2 separate regions of the Homo sapiens genome follow, and region 1 is linked to region 2. A link is a loop called in an ENCODE intact Hi-C map of the cell type or tissue named here. Cell type or tissue: heart right ventricle. All regions are shown on one strand. Each heading gives the region's core, and the rest is flanking DNA. Links, peaks and the distances in the headings are about the cores only.

Evidence for each region. Peaks named below come from ENCODE experiments on the same cell type or tissue, not always from the same donor. Only the 100,000 strongest peaks of a DNase experiment are listed, where the experiment ranks them.
Region 1: a loop joins it to region 2, with 1.9 times the contacts of the local background. A loop is called at or near these places in 4 of 110 quality-filtered maps.

Annotation. Positions count from the first base shown.
Region 1 is chr18:45,512,382-45,520,717 of GRCh38, reverse strand. It overlaps a transcript of SLC14A2 not described here. Among named protein-coding and RNA genes, the nearest start is that of SLC14A2-AS1, 12 kb to the right of the region's middle. In heart right ventricle, for the core only: no CTCF peak of the experiment used is centred there; DNase peaks (open chromatin) are centred at 3,077 and 3,417; H3K27ac peaks cover 4,251 bases.
Region 2 is chr18:45,445,446-45,453,781 of GRCh38, reverse strand. SLC14A2-AS1 (SLC14A2 antisense RNA 1) reads left to right here. Exons shown (of 11, transcript XR_007066352.1): 6 at 6,442-6,526. It also overlaps a transcript of SLC14A2 not described here. Among named protein-coding and RNA genes, the nearest start is that of SLC14A2-AS1, 55 kb to the left of the region's middle. In heart right ventricle, for the core only: no CTCF peak of the experiment used is centred there; a DNase peak (open chromatin) is centred at 3,791; H3K27ac peaks cover 2,644 bases.

The sequences.
Region 1 (8,336 bases), core at 81-8,080, 67 kb before region 2:
TGAGAACCCACATTTTCTGATGCTGAAATTTCATGCTCTTTCCAGGACACCATGTTGCTTCTTGTCTCATGGGCCATACCTCCTTAGGATGGAAACGCCCAGAAAAACACTTCTCTATAAAGATCTAGCTCATTTGACATGCAAAGTTTATTCCATACATTTTAATCAAAAAGAACAGAAATAAATGCAACTTTAAATGCATTTAGTCCATCATTCAAAAGGTATTTATTTAGTGCTTAGTACCATGTAAAAGCCCAGTTGCGGGCACTGGGTCAGGGACAGGGGGACATAAGGTAAGGGTGTGTTTAAGGCATGCCCATGGACTCGCAGCCTGCACCACCCATTATCCTAAGTCTCCATCAGGTGATCTGCCAACAGTCACATGTAGCACACTCATATTCCTGAAAGGAATTTTTGAGATTTTAGTTGAGGCTTTATACCTGTTAGGGACTCAATATCTATTTGATGATGGGCTCTGCTTCTGCAAAAACCACATCTTGATTCTCTGCACTGAAGCAGGGAATAGTGCTAGGTACTGAGTCCAACATGGTTGAATGACTCATTCCAAGAATATGGCTAAAGCATCTTTTTAACTTTCTAAAGACATACCAAATATGGTTTCCACCCTCTACGTACTTCAACCAAATGGTACGTACAAGACATGCCCATTGGCCCAAAGAGATCTAAGCACACCACAGCTGTGATTTCTGGTGTGTGAAAGTGGCAGTAGCTGCTAGCTCCCATCCATGTATGCAAGGGCCTGCTAACACCCAGAGTAGCCTGATACCACTGCCAGGTAGTTGGTGGCACCAGCCTGTTAATTCCTAGTGTAGGAGTCCCATCTGATTCTGGTTTCCTTCAGAGACCTCCCCTTAGTGTAGAACCCAGAGCGATCTCACAAAGGGCTGCTAAACCACAGGCTCCAGGGGATGAGCAGATCCCGGAGTAACAGCACGGGTGGAATTTCTCTGAGCCTTTAGCTTAATTTCTTAAAATTATCAGACAGGAGATCTTTGGCTTAGCCCCTTTTTGATTGCCAAGTGCACAAGTTGGGGTTTATATGAGCTCTCTCCTCCTTCTTCGTGCTTACTCTGCCCCCTTTTTCCAATTAGTTCTCTGGCAGGGAATCTTCCTCAGCTAGCAGCTAACAGTAAATTATGTGTCTGGGATTCCCCCAGGGGTGAGTGAGTGAGGTGTATGTGTGTGTGCTCATGCTCACGCATGGGCATGGGGGTGCTGAAGTGGGAAAGGAGGATCCAAGTTCAAAACCAACACTGGAGACTCTGTGAATGGGCAGATAAAGAATAATTTCCCCTGAGGGTCATGCCTGGCCTTGGAGCATTCCATCTCCTACAAGAAGCAATCAAATGGAACTCTGCTTGATTCAGGGGTAGCTAATCTACCAGGGATATTTTTTTCCTTCCACACCCCACCTTGCCTTCTGTTGCCTTCATGGGTTTCTGTTCATTTATACATGGATTCAGTTGCTTGTTAGTGCGCTCTGCAGTGCTTCCCTAAGGATATAACTCTGCAGATGGACGACATTTTTTATTTTATTTTCTTAGTATTACTCTTGGCTTTTTGGAGGATTTTTTAAAATGATTATTCCTCCTGGTATTATTTTAGTTTCCAATTACAGTGTGGGTATACTCTAGCACACTGCTATTTTGTAAATGGATGTATATGCTTATTGTTAATTGATTCCCCAAACAGGCCACAAATGCTTGCATTTAGATTGTGTATTATATTACTTGCATGCCACCAGGCTGGCCCCTTGCCAGCTGGGGCTCTCAGCTTAACCAGAATCACAGTGGACACATCTCGTTTTCCCTGACACCTGTGCAAAACAGCTTGCTTGCCCTGGCCTTTGCTCTCCAGGGAGAAGGAGCTAAGGTGGCCCTCTGTTGAAGAGGTATCAGAAAACCTGAGGTCCTCCTGCTCTTTTTTTCTAAGAAAAGAATTAGAAAAAAAATTCAATTTTAGTCACCTAGATTATCCGTCTTTTTCTGAAAACACAGAGGAAGGGCCAACTCTGGTCTTTATCCCTGACTATCAGTGGCCAAGTCCAGACACCAGCAGTTTGAGCCACTCCTCTGTAAAGCTTTTCCAGCGACCCCAGGCAAGTTAACAAGTCTCTTCCTCTGGGTTCTCTCTGACATGACTCAGCTCCAACAGTTACAGGGCTGTTTTACTTACTAATGTCTATTTCACCTCTGGACTGTGAACTTGGTTTGGGACCTTTGCTTTCCACCAGTGTCTATGCTGTACTTGACAGTTGGTAAATAGGCTGAATGAATGAATGAATGAATGAATGAATGAAGACAAATGCTATCATAGGGGAGTTAGATGGAGTTTGACACTGGGTACATGTAAACAATGGATGTGTAATTTTTAAAGAGGATCATTAGTCATTCAAAAATCATAGTATTTAATGGTATGAAAGGTGAAGTGTGTCTCACTTGGGGAACAGGGACTCTGTTTGCATCAGCTGTGAAATGAGATGGACAATCTCAAAGATGTTTCAGAGGCCTTGGAGCAACCCGGAACTGTGTGATGTAGGCTTTGTTAGGTAACAGTTCTTTTACAGAATAGGATTGCAATTGGGAAATATATATCCTATTCCATTCCATAAAATGAAGTAGGAAACAGACTGAATCTAGATGTTGTGTTAATTATTAGTTATTATTATTATTATGGAGTTAAGATATCTAATTTAAGATGTCAAAGTTAAGATATGGCATTGATTTGTAAATTCCAGTTCAACAATCTTCTACAGCAGTTACAATAAGCACCTTATTCTTATATCCCTTGCCCCCTTGAGCAAGCTGTTTGTTTTCTAATTGTTCTCTATAACCAGTGAACTTCTATTTTTTGTACCCCTATGAACTTAAGCTAATATTTTCTCCCAGGGAAAGAGAGATTAAAGTTTTCAGTGGAATGCCCTGAAGTCCCAAAGGTAGAATTCCAGGCATCAGCCAAAAGGACAGAAAGTCCTGGAGGGAGGGTCAGGGTAGGGAGTTCCTCGAGTTCCAAGATTTACAACTTCCAGCCAAGCATTGGTGGCCGCCTTCACCGCCGGGTGAGACTGGACCTGGCCATGATAAAGTCTGTCAAAAGAAGCAAATTCGGCAAGCTGGATAGCAGCATGAATGTTGATGCAATTCCAGCCTGAGGTTTAATGCCACAATTAAAAGAATAACAAACCCTCCTGCTGAGAAGCCTTTTGGCCACTCTAGACCTTTTAATTCCCATCAGAAAACAGCATGTCACTTCCAAGGGTTACCCACAACAGGGCTTGCTTTGGAGACCTAGAGGCGTAATTATCTATTGGGAGGGGGGAGGCTGAGGTCAGCCTGGCTGGGGCGAGGGTCTGCCCTTTGTGCAGATATTGGAATGTCTCGGAATTCCTGCCAAACTCAATCAGCCAGGGCCGCGTCTCATGAGAAGTTACTTCGGGAGGTTATTAGTCTGCCCTGCTGCTGACTCAGGCAGCCTTCCCTAAGCTAACCAGAGGCAGATGAATCTGTGGGAAAAGCTCTGTCTTCATCATGAAGCCCACAAGATGGAGGTGGGCCCTGAGCCCTCTGTGTCCTTCGGTGAGTTGTGCACATCTCACCGAACTGTGCTCCAGGAGAGCAGGGACCCTGCCAGTCTCATTCACCTCTGTGTCCTTGTGCCCAGTTCACAGACAGCACACAGTGAGAGCCTGGAGAGAGAAGAAATAGCTCTCTCTGTCTGCACAGTGCTTTCTCTTCTCTTCCAGATACTGTTCACCTTTCAAGGCTCAAGTTCCACTCCCATGTGAAGCTTTCTCTGCTCACAGCAGCCCATTCTGATCTATTTCTTCACAGAGCAGTGTGTCTCCTGGTGCCCCCAACACTAACTTAACCCCCACTGGTTAATCTTGAAGCTGAGTGAGCTCCTTGGAGCCAATGCTTGTACTTCTCCCATCTTTACTTATAGCATCAGATACAATGTCTTTCACGTGGCAGAAATCAATGAACAGGAGAAACCTACAATGCTGGAGTGGGAAAGTGCTGCCCAGATCAACTAGGCCAGTGGGTTTCTAATTTTTTTCCTATTAAGCAGCAAAAAGAACCCTGTGTTCTTTTCAAATGAATGATTATGGAATCTCCTCCCCTGCATATAAAAGGTAAGAAGTTTGCTTCTTTGGGTTGAGGAGTGTACAGAGATTCAGAAAGCCCATCTCTTATCTTTCTCTCCCACTCTCGTCCCTGGGGCAGCACTTGAAAAATCACAGATCTGTCTAGGACCTTCCTTTTACAAATGAGAAAGCTGAAGGCCAGAGAAATAGAGTGACTTGGCCAGGTTCACACACTTATTTTAGCGGCAAATTTGGGAGGGGGACCAAGGTCTTCAAACTGTTACCTAAGTGACCTTTCCATTCTATGACATTAACTTTTGGCTGAAAGAAAGAGAAAGGAAGGAAAGGAAGAAGGGAGGGAGGAAAGAATGGAAGGGAGGAAGGAAGGGAAACAGTAGTGAGGGGGGAGAGAAAGGAAATAAAGGAAAAACTATATATTCAATACATCATGGAGAGTTTATATTTTCTTCTTTCTGACCTCAGCATCAACACAGCCTTATGCTTGGTATAGCAGAGCTCCTCTCCAGTTAAAAGTTCAAAGATTAAGTTTTGTATGGAGAATTTCAGAAAAGAAATTTAGGTACAAATATTAATGATTAACTCAAATAGTTATTAATACTAAAACTTCACACTATCAACTTGAGTTCTTACAGTTAGTAATTCCTATAGTTACCACAATGGCTTGGGTATTTGAAGCTATGTTCCATGGATAACTTCAAGGAGGGCATGCAGGCATGCAAAGCAGGCCCTGCTTCATTTACAAGAACAGCTTGTCTGAATCCTTCTTTCTCTGGTTCTGTTTCTTGTGATGCATGGTTTTCTGAAGTACAAACCCAATGATTGCACCAATTCGTTCCTTTGCCCAGGCCTGCTCTCCCGGGCCCAATGTGTCTACATCCACAGGGATGAGTTGCACAGGTTGCCCGAGTGTTGGCTGGGCTATGCGTGCTTTTTTTCTTCCCTTCCTGACTGCAGAGTGGGACCTCCTCTTCTTTTCTAGATCCTGCTCACCTTTCAAGGCTCAAGTTTCATCCCCATGTGAAGCTTTCTATGCTCACAGCAGCCCACGTGCTGATCTCTTCTTTCTCAGAGCATTGTGTCTCCTGGTGCCCCCAATCCGAACTTAACCCCCACTGGTTCTGTTGATTCCTTTGTGCTCCATTTCGCAGTCTACTTAATGAGAAAATGGAAGCTCAGAAAGATTAAAAGACCTGCCCAAGGCCAACCCAGCTAGTTAGTATTAATCAAGCTTAAAACCCATGTTTTTGATGCCAAATTGACACTGTCTACACTCTCTATAATCATTGCTCCTTAAAATTCATTTTAGCTCAGTGAGGCTACAGTCAATATGACAAAGCAGTTACTTTAAAACCATAATATCCAGATTTCATAGTTGTATTACAAACACTTGAAGTCTTCCATTTTTAATCATTCATTTGAACAAATATTTATCCACAAACTACTTAGTGTCAGACACTGTTGTCATGCCAGGTACATACTGCAGGCCTCTTTAACATGTGTGTGAGTGGTATGCTAAGTCTGCTCAGTCAGCATGTTCTCCTCCACCTATTCTAGGAAAAGTCAGTGCTGTCAGGATGCTTCATGGGGTTCTTATTTTCTTATTATGTTTCAAGAGAATCATTGAACTTGGTACTTGCATTTCTATTTGACAAAATGTGGAACAGGGGAAAGAATATAGCCATGATAGGTAGAAATAAATCAATTTATTAATATTTCAATTAACATTTCTATGGATATTAATGGATATATTAATAGCCACCCAGTGCAGTATAAGCAAAAGTGAGTTTGTGGTAGTTACTACATGGGTGTTTCCCCATCTACGTTTCGAGGGTATAAGTTGGGCTTTACTCATCTTTGTATCCTTCATAGCATGAAAGCTTGCACATCATAGATGCTCAACAAAGTTTGCTGATTGCTAGGTATGCCTCTTAATATTACCCTATGCTTACCAAGGAATATAGGTCAGGTCTACGTTAGGATGCTCACCTAATGTAGGCATCCACAGCATTTTCTAATAGATCCACAGAGTTTTCTAATACATCAAGTTCATCTACAAGGCCAGTTTTAAGTGATTTTCTAGCTCTGATATGGTTTGGCTCTATGTCCCCACCCAAATCTCATACTGAATTATAATTCCCAATGTTGGAGTTGGGGCCTTGTGGGAGGTGATTAGATCATGGGGGTGGTTTCTAATAGTTTAGCACCTTTCCTGTAGTGTTGTCTCATGGTGGAGTTTTCACAAGATCTGGTTGTTTGAAAGTGTGTAGCATCTTCCCCTTTGCATGCTATCTCTCTCCCGTCAGTCATGTGAAGATGTGCCTGCTTCTCCTTCACTTTCCACTATGATTGTAAGTTTCCTGAGGCCTCCCCAGAAGCAGAAGCCTGTACGGCCTGCAGAACCATGAGCTGATTAAACCTCTTTTCCTTGTAAATTACCCAGTCTCAGGCATGTCTTTATAGCAGTGTAAGAATGGCCTAATACAACTTCCATGATATCATCCTTGGAAAAAATGTTTTTTTCCATCTGCTGGCTGATTCTATTAGTTTGATTAGGACCAACTTTTTAGTTCCAGAGATGAAACTAGCAACTGTAAGTTAGAAAGGGTAGGATCTCTACCTGAAAATTAACATGAATGGCAGAATTTTTCACTATTCCAGGCAGAGCACTCTGTGTGTTGGGTGGAGAAGGAGGTGGAGATGTTTCCTTAGTCTGTGGGGTCCCTGTGGAAACTGGGTCCATTTTTGGCTGATCAAGAGAGAAACTTCCTCCACTATGGGTCTGAGTCGGTACAGTAAGAATGAAACAGAGTATCTCATATCCTCAGGTCACCCCAGAGATATGTCTTTGTGTCCCAACTATTTGTGGGACCACAGCCCTAACTCTTATTGAGAATGCTGGGACATCTGGAGCCAGGCAATAGAGGCACAGTTCATCCACAAATTCTTTATGTATATATGGATAAAATCTAAACACTCTTACCCTTCAACCTTTACATTTGGGGCTACATTCGAACTTCTATGTATCATAGTCAACTTCTGATTACAGTCCTATTGGCCTCAACTAATTTAGAAGGTGGTGTTGTGGCCAAAGAAATGAAGTGCCATTACACAATGGAGTGTGTAGTATCATTCCAATGTAAGTAGCATTAAAAAATATGCTTTGTTCTTGGTATACATTCCCTCTAACTTCTCATCAATACAACGATGCTGGAAATTTCTTTATCACATATTGGGCGATAAGGCTTAAAATGAATGTTTCTCTGAGAAAGGGAACATCATGATTTATACTCACATAAGGTAAATGACAGGTTTGAAAGATTTTGTACAGCAGATTTTGATCCAGAGGCACACAGAAACAGTTAGAAGTAAAATCTGGGGAGAGGGTGGTATATAAGATGAAGATATGCTCCAGAAGAAGTCTGAGTAGAGAACAAGTGTTTGCTAAAAGCTGGCCCTGATGACCTTCAAGGTAACCCCATGATATGAACTCTCAGGATACTGCTTCACTGAGGCTGTGGTGCAGCCACAGAATAGGGTAGCCATTGTTGGTGGTGACATAGGCTAATAGTAAGTTTCTGGGGCCCATCTATTCAGAAGCTTGGTCAACAGAGACTCCCAAAGAATCACTTGCTTGATCACACCCTGAGTAGACAGAACCTTGGATTTACCTGCAAGTTACTGACAGAAAGTACTTGAAAACATTCTGAACTAGCCACGGTACTGGTTGCTGAGAAATGATGTCTGGGAATTCCGCTCTGCCTTCCCACCCTTCCAGCTCCCCCCAATCCAGTAATGGCCTTGTGATCTCATCCTCTAAGACAGATTTTGCAGGCAGAATGAGTCTGATGTATGTAAATCTTGTGCCCTCACCAGACTCTCCCGGGGAGGCTGCCGTGAAGAAAATCTATTGCCCTAATCAATTACCAAACTTCCAAATGAAATAGATTGTTCTCTCTTGCTGGAAGACCATCAAGCTGTCATTTTTCTTGGTAATGAGCAGCAGTGCAGGAGGGAAATTGCACTTTCTCTGTGGCACTGGATGAAGGGGTTCCAGTAAGCAAGGGCTGACCAGGAAAGCAGGGAGTTACCTGCCAAAATGATGGAAAGGCATCTGGAAGCCTCTCTCTCTTTTAAACTGTACTCCAACGAATTTCTCTTGACTCTTCAGTATGCATCAGGCAATTTTCTGGGTATGGCAGTGTAAAACTGA
Region 2 (8,336 bases), core at 116-8,115:
TAAGGGAGGCACTGTGAATGCAAGATGTGCATGTTTGAGTCCCTACCTCATGTGGATGCAGTGAGTGGCAGCTATTGTTATCTACGCAGAATGACACTAGCCTTAGGCACAAAGTTCACAGGATCACAAAAATACTCAAGAATTACAAATAATATTTTAATACAATATTTAAAAATGAAAGTTAATGCAAAAATCTATAATAAATGAAACACCAAAATGTTAAAGACAGGATTGTATTACTGGTTTTTCCTTTTGCTATGGGCTCCAATCTGGCTCAACACAGCACTGCTACTGATCCTGTCTTTATTTAAACATTTTGATACTTTGCTTATCATAAATTTTTGACATTAATTTTTGATTTTAAAAATGCCCTGGAAGCTGATTTGTCCTGATTACTGAGATTTTTGTCACCTCTGTCAATTTTGTGCCCAGAGTGAGTTGCCTCACTTGGTTTGCCCTAGTTCCTGCTCTCAGCCAGGGGATGCCGGAGAGCAATGGGCACAGCTAAAGGCAGAGGGGAGCCTCCTGCCATTCATCCCTAGGGAAGAAAAATGGTGAGAGTTTTGGGGACAGCTAGTGGGACCTTGGAATTTGAGGGCTGGGCTTCCCAGGCAGAATGAAGCTGAGTAGGTGGGTCTGAATTTCCAAGTGAAAAAGCAGAAGATATCCTCAAGGCTAGAGGAGATCTAGGTCCTGGTTTGACTGGGACATTCCTGGTTGCACCAGTTGTCTCAAGGCAGTTATTAACAGTGCCTCATCTTGCTCTCTAAGATGTCCGGGGTTGAACACTAAGTATATGGTCACCCTGGGCCAGGCTGCTGTCTAAGCAATTGCTTCAGTGGGCCACTCCTGAGCACTACAAAGGAGAAAGATATTGCCCTTCACTTGAGTTCTAATCTCTGTGGATCTCTGGTGCTGCTGAAGAATGCCTCAAACACCACTTTCAACCTCAGCTAAGCTTCATAGCTCTTAGCCTTTGCCGTGTAGCTATTTTTTATGTGTGTGACCTTACCCTTGTCTTGCTAGAGTCTTAGCCCCTCATGGCTTTGACTTGTGACCTACTGCCAGCTCCACAGAGTGGCTGTCCCAGGAGCCACACTCACAAAGAAGCATTTTTGTGAGTGCATGGCGTTTTTCTAGTCCATGGTGTTGGAGAGAGAAATGTAAATGACAAGAAAAATAATAAACACATAAAATTAATGTCAGACTTTTTAAAGGCCTAATTTCTATGGCATTCACCTAATGTTAGAGTCCTTCTTTGTTGCATTGTTTCCCCTGAACCTAAAATGTAGATATTGGCTAAAATGTCACGTACCCAGTAAGAAATACTAAATTCCATCTCACTCACACACAAACAATGGATGAAGGACATAGTATGTAAAGTCAAGTGGTAATAAGTACTGAAACCAAAGGGATGTGCACTCTTGGATGATTGGCAATAATGCACTTTAAAAAAATTCACTGGTGTTTCATTATCCTTGTATTTTGGGTTGTTAGTACCCCAAGTGCTGGGTTTCATATTTTATAGGCACTGTCCTGTTTAGTAAATGGCAGACCTGGGATTCAAATGCAGGCATCTCTGAGTCCAAGCTTTTGGCTAAACTTCTACAGTGTCTTGCCTCTCATCCAGGATCAAATCAGAACTTGAGAGTGTCTCTTACACACACATCGTGTCCTCTGTCAAAGGGACATGTGACCAGATATCCCCCCAGCTGTCCCCACTCTTGAGTACCCCCCATATTTTTGATTTGAAAAATATTGCATTGAAAGATGATTTGTCTTGATTACTGAGCTTTTTGTCATCTCAGTCAATTTTGTGATTAACTAAGGTTCTGATTAACCATGTTCTGGTTAACTGAGGTTTGACTTGCAGAAAGGGCAAACAGATAAATTGGGAAGCAATCATTAACCGAACCCATAATATGATCTTTCAAAACAGAATGTACTTGGTCTTTTGAATAGTTTGTTGCTGAACCATAATTCTTAAAATTCTCAGATAGGAAAGGAATTTAGGAGTCATCTGGTGTAAATATCTTTGACTATTGAGTTGAGATGCCAAGAAATTTAAAGAAAAATGGTTTATTGGAGTGCAATTGCAGGCATAGATAAACTGTCTCTAAGATGTAATGTGAACGTGAATAAGAGAAAAGGGAGCTTATTAGCCTCAATTTAATTATTTTTTATTTATTTTAAGTTGGGCTTTTATATTCAATTTTGGGAATAAGAAAATTTCATACAATGAAATTTCTTCCCCTCTTTTAAATAAACAAAATCCTACCCATTCTTCAAATTCTAATTTAATTCTAAGCTTTTTCATGGAACTCTCCCAAGGATCAGATAGTTATTTTTCCTTCCTTTGAATTTGTATTTTTCTTAGTCTTCACTATGGCACTTAGCATTTAATTGTTGAATTGCTTTCTGATACTTTTATTCTTCCAAATTGAACGCATTAAGAATGCAGGAAGTGTATCTTCAACTTCTTGCTCCCCGAGAACCCCCTCTCTTAGGGACAGGCTTTCAGCAAGTTCTTTCAGGGCCCTGCCTATTTTCAACTGGGCATTCAGTTGAAAATCCCTGAAGGGGTCAGGGTTAGTTGACTGGACCATTCAACTAACTTACAGCTGCCAATATTGACCTCTCTGTGCTTGAAGGCTCTTTTTCTTCAGCATCAATTGTGGAAAGCTTACTGTTTTTATATATGGCAGGCCAAAACTTCAAGGAATTATTACTCCTCAGGAGCAGTCCTCAAACCAATGGCTCTTGGGAGCTGGTGTATAAACACCGTGGCTCCCTTGTCCTTTGAAGTGGTTGAGCCATGTGTTTTGCACCATTTCCCAGAGCTTCCCCAAGAGTTAAGGCTCCAATGGCCCACAGTAGCAGCTGGCTAAATGATGGACCCTTTATTCTCTGCCTTTTCTCCTCATACTACCTTCCCCATTTGTCTCCTGGTGTTACCTGCAATTCTTGACTGAATGGTTTGCACTCAAATCCTTTATCTTCAGGGTCAGCTTCTGGGGTAACTCAAACTAAGACAAGCACAGAGGCTACAGTTAATATTTACTTGTTGATCAGATAATTAATAGACTGTCAGAGTGTAACCTTGCAGATATGGGGATTGTGCATTCTGTATTCAGAGGGCGTGATGTTATCCCCTGCAGTGGTACTCATTTAATTCTAGTTGAATGGAACAACAATGATGGTCAAGGGTCCCACCCTAAGTTCATCTGGTTCTGTTCACTAATCTGTATTTGTGATCTATTACTGACTCTGGTAAGCAGTGGAGAGCCAAGGGGAATTATGTCAAACCCCTATAACCCCTCTCCCATCCCTGCTGCTACCAGCTGTATATAATTCTCAAGTTGTATTGTCTTCAGAGTGATTACCTCCTGACAAGGCCAAGAAGAAATGTTGACCCTGGGTTAAGACTAAACCAAAGGCCCCTTCCCTTTAGAAGCCTAAAAGGATGGGAAAATGCACACCAGCAAGATGTTTCCTAACAGGGCCATGTCAAATTTATAGATAAATAAAATATCAAAGATCAAATGAGGCTAGATCAGCAGTTTGGACCTCTCCGCAACCAAGCAGAGAATGTGCTGTCTGACTCTGTCTTGGACTGATTTCCAGTTTTGTGATTCACAGCTGCAGCCAGGCAGAGCACATCCAATAATGCTATTTGTTTTCCACTTTTTAAAAAAGGCTGGGGAAATATATAAATGGTTCATAGAAGAAGCGGGCATTAGCAGACAGTCTGACCATAGTGAGACAGGCAGATGGTTCATGGGACCGATGCCAGCTGGGTGTTTCTGTAAGTGATCGTGTATCTCTTCTCTGTGTCCCAGCTCTCAGCTTGATTAAGAGGTCAGAAGGAGGCTTCTGCAGCATGAGGCTGGAGCACACATGATCTATGACCAATCTGTTGGTCGCCTAGAAACAGCTCTCTAAAAAGGCCCAAAGACAATTCAGTTTATAAGCCCACACGTTTTGGGCCTAGTAGTGCTGGCTGCTATTAAAACTAAGTTTGATTCTTGGGGTTTGTTTTCCTGAATGCCACTCAGCCCCTTTAACTTTTACGCCCCATCAACTCCTTCTCTTCTTAATATGATGGTATCATTTGGTAAGTGGAAACACCCTTCAGATGGGATTCTGGGAAGTGAGTGAAGCAAGCAGGCAGTTAGGAGAAAGAAGGGGTCAGGGAAAACTGGGTGAGGTCTGATTTTCCCTTTCTGCACTTGCTGAGGCCTGACTGGGTGTCCAGCACTGGGGGAAGATGTAGGAAAAGGAGACTCCATCGTCTTTCCCCGGGCGCAGGAAGTTTATGTGTATGAGGCAGAGTAACCCAAGGATGCCAAGGATCCAAATGAGAGGTATGAACAATGTGTTTTGGAAATGGTCAGAGTTGGGGTCAGGAGAAGGCTTCAGAGAGGAGGTGGAATGTGGGATAGGTGAGATTCTCATAGGTGAAGAAGTGGGATTTGCAGAATTGCCCCTCACCCTCCACTAACCTTTGGAAAGTCTCAATCTATATGCTCTTTCATAGTCTTTATCCTTGTTTGTCTGAAGAGCACAGGATGGTGAACTGTCCAGACAAAGGACTCAAAGAAAAAAGATGCTCAGGCAATATACTGCAGGGCAGATGAAGCACTGGCCTGCCTGGAATGGGCTTTGAGGCTTTGCTCATTGATTTGCCAGTTAAATCCCACTCTTGAGTGATTCTCACAGCTGACCTGAATGCCCTTTGGGATGGCCACCTGCTGGCTGCACCTTCCTCTGCTTATGTCCGCTCCACATGCCCATCTGCTCTGTTACAGATTCCGGTCAGTGATCCTGGACTGAAATTTTACTCTCTCTCCTGATCAGAAAGGAAAGTGATTGTGCTTTCCAACTATAAATCTATTTAGTAAATATTTACTGGGTACCTACTTTTAGCAAGGCACCAGGGTAAAAATGTTTGAAGATCTAAAAATCTGCAAATACAGTCTGTCTCTTTCCTCAAAGAATTTGCAGTCTCTTCATGGAGTGGAGTTAAAAATAAATACATGAATGAAGATGCTGCAAGCCAGTGAGATATGCACCCAGAGAAGAGTAAGCAATGAGGTGGGAGTTAGAGGGAGGAGCTGTCACTTCTGGATGGAGGGACAAGGGCAGGTTTTTTGGGGAAGAGTCTGCGCAGAGCAACAGGACTTGAAATTGAGGGAAGGCAGAGCTCTAGGTTTTATCTAAAATTCTGCATGTGGAGTGGCAGTTAGTAGAAGCTGATTCTCATGTCATTTCTTTCTCAAATCATTTCATGTGTTTTCATTACTGAAAACAACCCATCTAAAGGCCATGATAACTTCTGGAAAAAGTCCATGCTAATTTCTGGTTTACCTAGAGCTCTCCCAGTTTACATATTATTAATTAACCTTCTTTCATTGTACAAACTGTCATGGTTTGAGAAATGAATTATATAGGCATCTTAATTCTTGACAATGCTTTCAGCAGCCTTTCAGAAATTCTAAGGTCACAATGTTGGATTAGCTGTTTAAGCTGCAAGCAACATGGTAGATTTTGGGAAGGGATGTAAGCTTGAACCAAGAAATCCCCTTTATTTTGCTTCTAAATCAACATATACAAATCAACAAAAATAAAAAGCCAAGGCACCCTTTTTGCCTAGAATAGAAGCAGGTGGGTGTGCCAGTCATACACTCATTGCTGAGGTATGCTGATAACACAGCAATGATCATGGATAATCTATTAACACACTTGAGCCATACTCAGTCTTGTTTTGCAGATAAACATAGTCTGTGATTATTTTACAACACTGTTAAGGTGCAGAGGGTTGTCCCTCATTTATTACTTGACTAATAAATACTTTAATTACACTTAATAAATAATGTAAGCAGGGCTCACTGAAGTGGTAATTCTTTAAATTAATTATTAACTGCATGCAAAAGGCTGCACTGCCAGTACCACTAAAAGAAAATTCAGGCTTTAATCTAGTGATTATTCATTATCTGGTATAAAGGCTCCATTTGCATATTATTAGGGAAATAAACTTCGGCCTCCTTGGCAATACAGATAGATCTCAAAGTCCATGCATTATGAATCTCCAAATACTAAAGCAATGATAAACAATATGTAATAAAATCCTCAGTTTATAGCTTTATAGCAGCTGGTTTTTGATTTTTCAAATATATTACAATGATAAAGTGACCAGTTAATGTATAAGCTCTTTGTGAAAGGTGGTGCCTACAGATGGTCGACTGATAGGAAACAGTAAATGTGCAAACTGCTCATTTCCCTTGAGATTGGAGTCATAAAGTGATCTCAGTAAGATATGAGAAGAAAATACCCATTTAACCCCTTTCTCTGCAGCAACCCAAACATGGTAGTGCACTGAATTGTTTTGTATGTGTCTGTTTCTCCTCTCCTCTCTGGCTTCACATCTTCACTTTGGAAAAGTGAAAGCGGAATACCTGGTTATCCGGAGGTCACTGTCTCCACACAGAGTGGTGTCCTTGATGCTAGCTTGGGGCAAAGAAGCCAGGTAAGGTTGTCATCAAAAGAGAAAGATGATTTCTAAAACCAGCAAAAGGCTAGAATTTGTGTGCCCTTGCATTTTCTAGCTTGATACTCCCTCCTTGAGTCTGGGCAGCTCCCAGGGGAGGTGACTGACTACCCCCACCCCCCATCCCTCCCACCAGGAGCTATGGCCAAAGAACAAGCACATGAAGCAGCCTCCCAACATCCCAAACTAGAAAGTGCTGAGACCAAATCAATGAATCAAAAACAGGTTTCCAGAGGAGAATGAGTCTCTCTTCCTCTGCTTCTTTTAGGACAAAGTGGAGGTGGGGATGAGAAGCAGGGTGGGGAGGGGGAGAGGGAAGGAGATAGGAAGCCGAGGGCTCATGAAAATGCTGACAGTCACAAGGAAGCAGGAATGACCTCTCTTCCCATTTCCTATTCTGTCCTATTCATCTTGCTGAGCCCCATTTTGGGACTACTTCTTTCCAGTGGTCTTCCCTAACCCCCTATTCATTTCAGTAGTCACCTATAGTGTGGACCAGTCAATACTGCACAGACCTGTGCGAGGTGGGGAAAGGGCTGCAAGAAGATGAGTTGTGTCCTTTAAAGTGGACATTTTGGGAGCTGAAGCTATTTCAATAATGCTGATACTACTCCAAATAGTATTGATAGATAGATCTGCTTTTCATGTTTGTATTGGTCAGCTTGGGCAGCTATAACAAATATCATCAATTGGATGACTTAAACAAAAGACAGTTTCTCTCACAGTTCTGGTGGCTGGAAGTCTAAGACAAGGGTGCCAGCATTGTTGGGTCTTTGGTGAGGGCTTTCTTCCTGGCTTGCAGACAGCTACTTTCTCACTGTGTTCTTATGTGGTGGAAAGAGAGAGCTCTGGTCTTTTTCTCTTCTTATAAGGACACTAATCCCATCATAGGGGCTCCACCCTAATGACCACATCTTAACCTAATCACCTCACAAGAGCTCCAAATCCAAAACCCATCATATATGGGGTTAGGGCTTCAACATATGAATGAGGAGGGCACAAACATTCTATCCATAACAATGATCTTCTGAACATATTCAATGAGAGAACAATTATATTAACAATAATCACACTCTTTAACTGAGCGTGAACCCTGTGTGCCAGGGGTTTCACTTACATTATCTCATATTATCCCCATGGTGACAGCAAGAGGTAAATATCATTAATCCTTTATAATGGAGAACACTAAGATTTTGGAGAAAATTATATAGCCTAAGTTAGAACCCAGTGACTCCAAAGCCAAGGCTTTAATGTCTTTGCTTACTGCTCTGCCTTCTGAAGGTAGAATAATCAGTGGTTATTTCCCAAAAGAACCACTTTCCTGAAAGTGTTCCTTTCCACGTGTTACTAATGTGGCTTCTCTAGGCATTTTCTTTAGCTCAAAGAGAATTCTAAGAGTAGGAATTTTAGGCACACTACAGGTTAGTGGGATAATATTTGGGAGGGAAGGGCCTCATCTGCCTCTTGATATCATGCCATAAAGGCAACTGCCTACTCCATCTGTGATATCTGCATAGGGCCAACTCTATTCTCATCTAACCTAATCTGTAGCTTGTTGGGCCACTAACTTCAATTAATGTTTGCACATATTACTCATTCAATCTTTCAATCATTCCTATGAGCTAGGTTGGTATTCTTATTATTCTTGTTTTAAAGATGAGAAAACAAGCAGAGAGAGATTGGGCAATCTCCCCAAGTTTACACAGCAAGTGAAGAAAAGACCACCACAGACTCAAATGTAGGCATCTTTGTTTTTATCACTAAAGAATAAACAGTTGGATCCTCCATC